Regions from separate parts of the Homo sapiens genome. Here region 2 is linked to region 1. A link is a contact called in ENCODE Hi-C or POLR2A ChIA-PET data. All regions are on one chromosome and are shown on one strand. Each heading gives the region's core, a stretch centred on a gene start or an enhancer-like site at or near the end of the contact. The rest is flanking DNA. Distances are from core to core; before and after follow the strand shown.

Region 1 (5,070 bases), core at 398-2,897:
GAAGCACCCAGAGGGCCCAACATCAGTACTCAGGGCCTCCTTGGCTTCTGGCCTGCAGCTGGGGAGGCAGGGCTGCAGTGCTGGAGGGGCATCTCTGTCAGCCTCCTGCAGCACAGGGGCCAGGGTCTGGGGGCAGCAATCACTTTGGTGACTAATAACCTAATCATGGAAAATTACAACTTCCTGAGCTAGGTATATCAGAGGTGGCCACAAAACTCTTTATGATGTGGCCAAAAATTCCTCCTACCACCACAGCCCTTGAAAATAGGTCAAAGACACCTTCTATGGAACTCTCAAAACAGGGCTTAGCTCACACCATCTACCTCCGTCATTGTGCTGCAAACACTGGAGCTTTTGTGAGAATGCTCTCCTCTTCTGCGGTTTGAGCTCAGTTTTGGCTCTGGGCTAATCATCTGTCCTGTCCTACTTGTCTTCCACAAGGGACCGACTGGTCATGAAGGCCATGAAGGCTGTCTGCTGTGTGTCCCTGGAAATGTCTGTCGACAGCCTCTCTAGGCAGAAGTGTTTCTTCTTGTGTACCAACCAAGACCTATAGGCCTCGCCTCATCTCCCAAGCTATACCTCACCACAAAGCAGAACAAGGGTGGACTAAGAACTGGCAGAGACTTATACTTGGCTTTCCAGAGGTCCCAGGTTTGTGGTAGGGGTTCATGAGGCTGGCTGCTGTCTAGATGAGATATGCAGAGTGAGCTCTTTTCCCTGAATGCTGGGCATCCCATCGGTAGTATGGGACAGGGTAAGCTCCTGGCCTGGCTGGCTCCAATGCTGCCTGAGTGAAGCTATGTAACCCTGGGACATCTCTCTTAGCATGCTGATATTTGGCTGCTTCTCTGATAATGGGAGCAGCATTCTCTGGTATGGGGTGCTGTGGAAGACCTAGGGAATGGGACAACAGATTAAAATGGGCTTTGAAGACCCTTGCAGAGGTGACCAGGGAGGCCCAACCTTCTATTTCCTGTGCTCAGGCCTTGGCAGAGACAGAAACCACGAGGCTCCAAGGTCCCCAACCAGTGGGACCCCGACACCAGGAGGACAGGACTCTCAGAGTTCTGTGCCTACTCCTCAGTTTCTTTTGTGTCTGCTGCTATCAGGAGTCCCAATCTACAGGGCTCAATCAGGATGGGATCCTTAGTGTGGCACCTGGGTCAGAAAGCCGCCCCTGCTAAGAGGCTCAGGACAGGGCTAACTGGGAGAAGAGGCCCCACCTAAGTGTCTGCCACCCAAGATGATACTTTTTTTGGCCCAGAAGCCTCATCTGACCTCTGGCCCAGGCCTCAGCCTGGGTGAGGGTGGACATCTCTGTCCTAACAAGATCCTTGGGAGCCTCCAGGCAGTCCCCTTCCAGGGATAAGAGGTCCTGTGTCTGCTTGGCCTAGAGCCAGGCCTGTGCTGAGTCACAGGACTCTGGTGTTCAAGGCCAAAAACAATGACTTAAACATTCTGAAATCCAGGAAAAATCAGCACTGGCTTTCTACCTAAGAACCCTGCCCAGCTAGGCATGAGTTCACCCAGCAAGACAGTGACAAGGACAATGGGAAACTGCCTGTCCCCTGTAGGCAAGAGGAGCAGGGGGCTAAGCCTTGAGCCTGAAACCAACCCTGAAAGATTCTTTAAAAACCCCATATCATTTCATCTAAAATTAGCTTTCAGCATCTAAATCACTTCCTGTTACAGAAACCACAGGCCTGATGCTTCAGTCATCACCCTGCCTGCCTCTAGGGGTGGGGTAGGTGAGGTAGGAGTGCTGCACACAAAAAACAGTGACTATCCAAAAGTGACACAGCAGTCAGGAACCCCTTTCCCCACCCCCCCCACCCACTGCAGAAAGGATGGCTAAGCAGGGCCCTATAATGGTGTTGTTGTGGGGACCAGAGCCAATGTGAACATGCATGTGCATGTAGGCAAATATACACACATATGCACACTCCCCTGCATGCACACTATACACACAGACCAGAGCTTTCTCCACTGCCGCAGAGAGACTGCCGTATGGACAGCCCAAGCACGTCTCCGTTGTGCCCCTTCTGAGCACAGGACTCACCAAGAGAGGAGGGCAAGTGTCTGGCCTCCTTGGAGCATCTGCATCTCTGTTTCCACTTCTCTTACAGCCCTGGTTACTTTATGCCTAATTGGCTGTGAGCGAGGTTAGCCCAGCACTTGGCACTTGGCTCTCACTCATTGTTTCAGCCAACATTGCCAAGTGTTTCCTGTGTGCAGAAAACCAGGTGGTGGCCGGATTGAGGATGTGGAGCAAGTCAGAGGCCATCCCTGTACACCAAGAACTGAAGTTGAAGAAACCAACTGAATCTCTAAACCAGAGATGTCCAATCTTTTGGTTTCCCTGGGCCACTTTGGAAGAAGAATTGTCTTGGGCCACACATAAAATTCACTAACACTAACAATAGCTGATGAGCAAAAAAAAAAAAAAAAAAAAAAAAAAGAAAGCAAAAAATCTCATAATGTTTTAGGAAAGTTTACCAATTTATGTTGGGTCACATTCAAAGCTGTCATGGGTAGTATACAGCCTGTGAGTCATGGGTTGGACAAGCTTGCCTAAACCATCCAGAGAGCTCTGTTCTTCCTACTGCCTCAAGCTAAGCCCTGACCCAAACCTGAGACCTGGATTGAAGGATGCCAGCATCTGTGCACAGATAAACTGCAGCCACAGAAGGAAGACACTGATCATCTGTCACAAACTTGGTGAGTCATAAATAGTGCCACCTAAACCATGAGATAAACTGGGGGTGCACCTGGAAACCAGGTAGCCCCCCTCAAGGGCAGGGGCTTTTGTATTATAGGTCTGCTGCTATTCTCCCAGTACCCTCAATGGCACATGTCATGTAGAAGAGTCTCAGTAAATACCTGGTGGGTGACAGAATGGAGGTGGGTGATTCTGTTGATGAGCAGGCTGGCACCGATGAGCATGGAGTATCTGCCAGCCCTAGGATGGTGCTGTGTCTGTGTCCATCCACTGTATGGTTACAAGAACTCAAGGTACCTGGGATCCCTCAGTCCTCACAGACCAGCTCCCAAGCTGGGCACAAAAGACAATGTATGTTGAGTGTTGTTTCTGACATGAGACTACTGGGACAGTAGGTGTCTGCCTGCTCCAGTATGAGGGATCCCACTACTTTGTCACTGGATGGCTTTGGTTGCAGTGGTTTTCTAACCAAAGCACAATGACCCTTCAGTGGGGTCAGCTTCAGCAAGATAAAGGCCTGGCCTGAAACAGGTGTCTTCTATAAGAAAGACAGAGTTGTGTCCATTATGCCTCTCTCGCTGCTTCCTGGTAAAGGGACCTAGGCATCCCTGGGTGACTGGAATGCCTGGTGACCACTTCCATCCACCCCCATTAGCTGCTGCTAAGGTACACATGAAGTATCTTAGGTTCCCAGAAAGAGAACCCCTGTTGAACAGTAACAAGCCCCAGCACAGGGTGCTAATGATTTATCTGCTTTCACATTTGAGCGTGCTTTCTTGGAAGTGATGGAGAATCTTCGGCCTGAAGATGTGGAGGCGCATGCAGAGTCCTGAGCTCCCCACAGGCAGCTTAGGTGTAACTGAGAAGGAGCTGTGAGCATATCTGGCTCTCCAGCTCCCACAGCAAGCGGGGTCCACCAGTATTGACATGGCTCTTGTCTGCATGATAAGCTGGACCAACAAGGCCAGGGCTCTGCCCACAAAGCTAAACTAGTATGGGGACTTGGCACTTGTCCCTGTCAGGGGAATGGTAAGCATTTTCGCACAGACTAGACATATTTTCCAAAGGCCTGCTTTAAATCAGGCCTTATCTGGGCACTGAGGATACAATTAGGAAGAAGACAAAAGTCTGTCTCTCAACAATGGCATATTCCACTGAGGGAGACATGTAATTATAATACCAGATTGTAAGTACAAAACTAGAGAGGTATTAGAAAAAGACAGACATGGTGCTCTCGGTGCATAGAGAAGGAACATGCCACCCAGCCTGGAGGCTAGGCACAGTTTTGGTGAAAATTTTTACTGAGGTAGAACTCAGTAGGAATAAGACATTACCAAATTGAATTAAAAGAATAACAGATCATGATCAAGCAGGGTCATTCCCAGGAATGCAAATTTGATTATGGAAAATCTACCAATGTACTTCTCCACAATAATTGGTTAATCTAAAGATGATCATCTCAACAGAAACATCCGTTTATGAGAAAAATTCTTTGTCTACTAGGACTACTAGGAAGCATCCTTAATAAGATCAAGAATTATACCAGAAACCGGCCAGGCGCAGTGGCTCATGCTTGTAATCCCAGCACTTTGGGAGACAGGCAGATCACTTGAGATCAGGAGTTCGAGATCAGCCTGGCCAACATGGTGAAACCCCATCTCTACTTAAAAAAAAAAAAAAAAAAAAAAATTATCCGGGCATGGGAGTGTGTGCCTGTAATCTCAGCTACTCCAGAGGCTGAGGCACAAGAATTGCTTGAACCTGGGAGGTGGAGGTTTCAACGAGCCAAGATTGCACCACTGCTCTACAGCCTGGGTGACAGAGTGAGACTCTGTCTCAAAAAAAAAAAAAAAAAAAAAAGAGAGAGAGAATACTATAAACACCTCTATGCAAATAAACTAGAAAATCTGGAAGAAATGGATAAATTCCTCGACACATAAACTCTCCCAAGACTAAACCAGGAAGAAGCTGAATCTCTGAATAGACCAATAACAGGCTCTGAAATTGAGGCAGTAATTAATAGCTTACCAAACAAAAAAAGTCCAGGACCAGATGGATTCACAGCCGAATTCCACCAGAGGTACAAGGAGGAGCTGGTACCATTCCTTCTGAAACTATTCCAATCAATAGAAAAAGAGGGAATCCTCCCTAACTCATTTTATGAGACCAGAATCATCCTGATACCAAAGCCGGGCAGAGACACAACAAAAAAAGAGAATTTTAGACCAATATCCCTGATGAACATCGATGCAAAAATCCTCAATAAAATACTGGCAAATCAAATCCAGTAGCACATCAAAAAGCTTATCCACCATGATCAAGTGGGCTTCATCCCTAGGATGCAAGGC
Region 2 (4,324 bases), core at 1,273-3,772, 150 kb after region 1:
GTCTGATTATTCCCAGCAGCACAGACACCTGATGGGTGTGCAGTAAATACGTGAAGGCCACTAGGGCAGGGGTGATGTGTGACCTGGCCACCACACATCCCCACCCTGAAGAGGGCTTCCAGACCCTGTGACTGCCTTATGACTTGGTATTCCAGCATGATAGGGTCTCAGCAATACAGCAATCTCCAAGGACCAAGGCCATTACAGGGGAAAAGGAAATCTGAGGGCTTCCTTAAAGAACTTTCGGGAGAGCTGGAGAAGCCATAGAATCTGCAGCTTGTCTGACCTGCTGCCTAGAACTCAGGGTACCTTATGAGTGGGTTTACAGCATGGCCCCTAAGAAGGGCCACCCCCAAACTCCAGGTACAGAACCTGACCTGGCATCTCCCCTGTGGGAAGGCACAGTCAGAAGTAAGCCTCTGATGTTCTCTTAAGTCAGGGATGTCAACATGAGCTCATGTGAGGGAATGACTGGCCTGGACCCGGATCCTGCATCATTCCAATCTGTCCAGATGCTGCCCAATGAAATGGGGAAGTTTATGGACCAGATTCTAAAAAATTCATCCAGAGTCCCCACCCCACCTCCACCTCCAAACTTGTGATAGAAGCCTTTGGAGATGGATTACACTGCCCAGAGACTCAGGGGCCAGGAAGGTCATATTCAGGAGGACCACTTCACATTCCCCCGGACAGAAGTAAACGGGTAATGAAGGAATTTCAGGATGGAGGCAAGGAGTGTAGGCAGTCTTTGGGATGTGAAATCGGGGGAAACAAGCAATGTATGAAGAGGAGTTTCAGGAATTCACTTTGGGATACATTGGGTGGAAGCTTCCACAGACCCTTGAGGATCCCTTCCCCCCAGAAAAGGTCTGCACTGTTTACATTCACTAGGACTCTTGGAGCCCAGCTGACAGGCCTCTGACCACAAGCCATGCTGTACACCAAACCCTCAGGACAGCCAGTGATAAGTGATGGCTGCCCCTTACTCTCTACCCCATTTAGTAGGGTCTAAGTCCTGGGGAGCTTCTGGCCTACAGACCTCAGAGAGACAATGCAGTGACCAGCTCTCCTGCTGGCCCTTCCACCTTTCTTCACTTGGGATCCAAGTCTGCAAGGGGCTGAGCAGAAACCTCCTCCACCACAAAGTGATGGAGAACAGCCCAATGGCTGGTGCTCTAATGGATTCAGACACCGCACCCCCCCCCACACACACACCCCAAATACACTCCCATATAAACACCGCTACCACACACCACTTGTTTCTCTCCCAGCTGAACAGATAGCAGCATCTTGCCTCCTACAGAGGCACCCACATTCTACTCTGAAGGGCCCCTCCCTTCCTTGGACTGCCCTAGGTTTGTGCTTCTCAAGCAGTTCTCCTCTTTGCGGGTTGTCAGAGACCCAGTGGACACATTTCATCCCACCACCTGTGAGGAGCCCAAGAGCAGGGTCCTTATCACAGCTTGACTAAAAGGACACATAAGGTTAAGGATTTGGGCTAAATGAGAGACCTCCACAGAGTCTGGAAAAGTAAAAGGTGTCTCCCTGATGTAGCCAGATAGAAGTGCCGAGAGAACCAGAGGGAGGTTGGTGGTGCCATGGCATCTGCATTGGCTGTTCAAGTACATCCCCGGAGGATAATGGTTGGGAATGGAGAGAAGACCTTGGAGAGAAAAGGGCCCAAAGTGAAGCGCTGCATATATTTCTTCCCTTTACACTGCACAGCCACGACCCCAGCCGCTCCAGCTGCTACTTTCTCAGGAGACCTGGGGAAACAAATCTCCTGGCAAAGGACGAGGGGAGGGGGCTGTGCAGACAGGGAGGTGGCCTGCGAGGAGCCTGCAAGCAGCAAGAGAAGGCCTGAATGTTCTGGGGAAGCAGGGACACCTTGCTTCCAGATACAAGTCAGGGACCACCTCTTCCAGGAAGCCTTACTGGCCTCCACAAACTAGTCTGAGGACCTTTCTGTGTCCACTCCCACGCTCGGCGCTGCCTGCTGTCGTTTTGGGTCTGCGTCCCCGGCCCAGTGCTGCGCAAGCCCCTGGTTCATAGGGTTCTTGGTTCAGAGGGCTCCTCACACGGCAGGATGGGCCGCAGGTGTGCCAGTCGGGCCCATGAGGAGGTATCTGAGCTGGGGCAGCCCCATCCCCCAAGTGGGCCCTCCATCCCTCCTCGGGCTGGAGCACCGCCCCTAAAAGCGACTTCAAAGGGCCGGTGTCGACAGCTGGGTTTGGGTCCGCGGCCTGCAGATCCAAGGCCCGAGCAGGATCCAGGCCGTCGGGGCCGTCCGAACGCGGGGATCTCTGAGAGCTGAGTGGGGGTGCCGGGTTGCCGGCAGCCGGGGCTGAGGGCGGGTCCTCAGAGCCCCCCGAAGTGGGAGGGTCGGGCTGGCCGCGGGGCCAATCCAGGCGCACAGGGAGCGGGGGCGGGGGCTGGGCCGAGTGGGGACAGGGGCGGGCGGGCCGGGGGCGGGCGCGGCGTCCAGGCGGCGGCGGCGGCTGCGGCGGCGGCGGCTCCTCCTCAGAGTCCGGCTCAGGCTCCGGCTGCGGCTCCAGCCCGCGATGCCCCATTCCGTGACCCTGCGCGGGCCTTCGCCCTGGGGCTTCCGCCTGGTGGGCGGCCGGGACTTCAGCGCGCCCCTCACCATCTCACGGGTGAGTCTGGCGGCTGCGTGGCGGCAGGGCGGTCCCATGTCTGAGACCGGGTTCTCGCGGTCCGCCCGGGACCCAGATCCCCTGTGTATCCGAGGCTTGAAGGCGGAGGGTTGGCCTGGGCGCCCCGCATGCTGTAGAGGCGGCTTCCAGGCAGAGGCAGGCAGCCCCAGCCGCCCTCCTCCCACGCTGGGCCTGTCTGCCCGATCCCGCGAAGAATCTCCCAAGAGTTCACGCACCCGCCTCCCCGCTGGCCTCATCTGGGGGAGCCACTGTGGACCCGGGAAGGACCCGCGGAGATGGGCCAGGGGTCTAGACAGCTCTACAGAGGCCCAGAAACTCTTCAGACTCACCCCCTGCCTGAAGATCTGGGGCAAAATGATTTAGAGCCCCCCTTCCCCTATCAGGGGTCCCTGCCGGCAGAGCTTGGTGACCCAGGGAGGTCTGGGGTCCTCGCTGAATCTGAGAAGACAGAGGTCCATCCACTTCCCACTTTGGGCGTGAGTCAGTCTCTCATTCACGACCTCAGTCACCCTAAGGGGAAGTGACCAGGAGGAATTTTGGCTTCCAGGGGAAAGGGAGACTTAACTGTGAGGTTGTGAGACCCCTCCCCACAAGATGACACAAAGCCGGGGGCCAGGACAGCCTCAGGCCCGTTCCTCAAGTTTCCCAGGGCCCTGCCTTGCCCACAGAGAAGGAAAAGGAGCCGGCACAGCCCTGGAGCGTGGCTAGTCTGAGGATAGAGGAGTGGAGGAGGTGACTCAGGCCCTGTTCGAGGGGGTGCCTGTCTAGGGGAGACAGGATCCTGGCCCAGCCTCGACATCCTCGTGTCTGGAGGGCCAAAAGAGAGGACTCAGACCCTGCCCTTGGGGGTCCCCAGCCTAAGGGACAGAAGAGGAGAGAACCCAGGCCCTGCCCTTGGCGGCTCTCAGTCTGGAAGGAGCAGAGGAGATAACCTGAAACCATCTGACGGCCATCCCTTGCTCCCACACAGGCTGATCTTGTCTTTGGGGGCCTGTGTCAGAGGCACAGAGAAGCACCTTCCCCCACCCTACTGCCACCTCTTGCCATGGGGGCTGGGCCAAGCCGGCTGGGCTTTAAGAGACTTCTGTCCAGTTCTTGGGAGGGGGTGGGCACCAGGTGGAGCGTGGAATCATGGAATCCCGTTTCTGGGGGCCAGGGTGACAGGCAGGCCCAGCTGTCCTAGGAGGCTTCCCACATCTGCCCTCACTGCCAGGTCCCTGGGGCCGAGTGAGGTGGGCCTTCAACACATCCCAGAGCCTTTCATCTCCTCTTTCCTATAGGATTCCTGCTGTGTGTGTGTGTGTGTGTGTGTGTGTGTGTACGCAAGCCTGTGTCTGCTTGTGTGTGTCATGCTGTGTGTCCGCTGAGGGGGCTGGTGGGGACACTAAGCGGGCTGGCCAGGCACCCTGGGCGTGAGGCCGCTGACAGGCTCAGTGGCGGCGGCTGACGGCTGCAGGCGGCAGGGAGCTGAGACATCTGTTGCCCACGCGGCTGCCTGCCCTCCGAGGAAAGGCCTCCACACGTCACAGCTGCGGCTGCGGCAGCAGCAGCAGCAACAGCCTTGTTTGGAGCTGACTGGGGATGCAGGCCCCAGGCAGGCAGTCTGGGAGAAGGTTTGCCAGGAAGAGCCTCCTTTGTCCCCCAAAGTC

Evidence for each region. A loop is a pair of places that touch in the nucleus more often than their neighbours do. ChIA-PET counts read pairs that join two places held with the same protein, here RNA polymerase II (POLR2A). Pooled maps may share reads with other maps.
Region 2: a loop to region 1 is called in a map of ascending aorta, with 2.6 times the contacts of the local background. The contact joins the promoter of PDLIM4 here to the enhancer-like site in region 1. A Hi-C loop is called at or near these places in 1 of 168 maps with a recorded cell type or tissue (ascending aorta), 3 of 37 single-sample maps with no recorded cell type and 4 of 50 pooled maps. POLR2A ChIA-PET finds 5 or more read pairs at or near these places in 2 of 52 experiments (K562 and OCI-LY7).

The regions. Positions count from the first base shown.
Region 1 is chr5:132,102,109-132,107,178 of GRCh38, forward strand. No RefSeq gene overlaps it. Among named protein-coding and RNA genes, the nearest start is that of CSF2, 31 kb to the left of the region's middle. RefSeq lists enhancers at 1,288-1,582, 1,361-1,740. Within about 2 kb of position 1,648, at least 30 of the 41 ENCODE cell types and tissues checked have a DNase peak (open chromatin) inside an H3K27ac peak, as active enhancers do; they include OCI-LY7 and ascending aorta, where a contact is called at or near this core.
Region 2 is chr5:132,255,174-132,259,497 of GRCh38, forward strand. It overlaps PDLIM4 (PDZ and LIM domain 4), which reads left to right and starts at 2,523. Exons shown (of 7, transcript NM_003687.4): 1 at 2,523-2,654. The coding sequence starts at 2,562. RefSeq lists an enhancer at 3,077-3,866.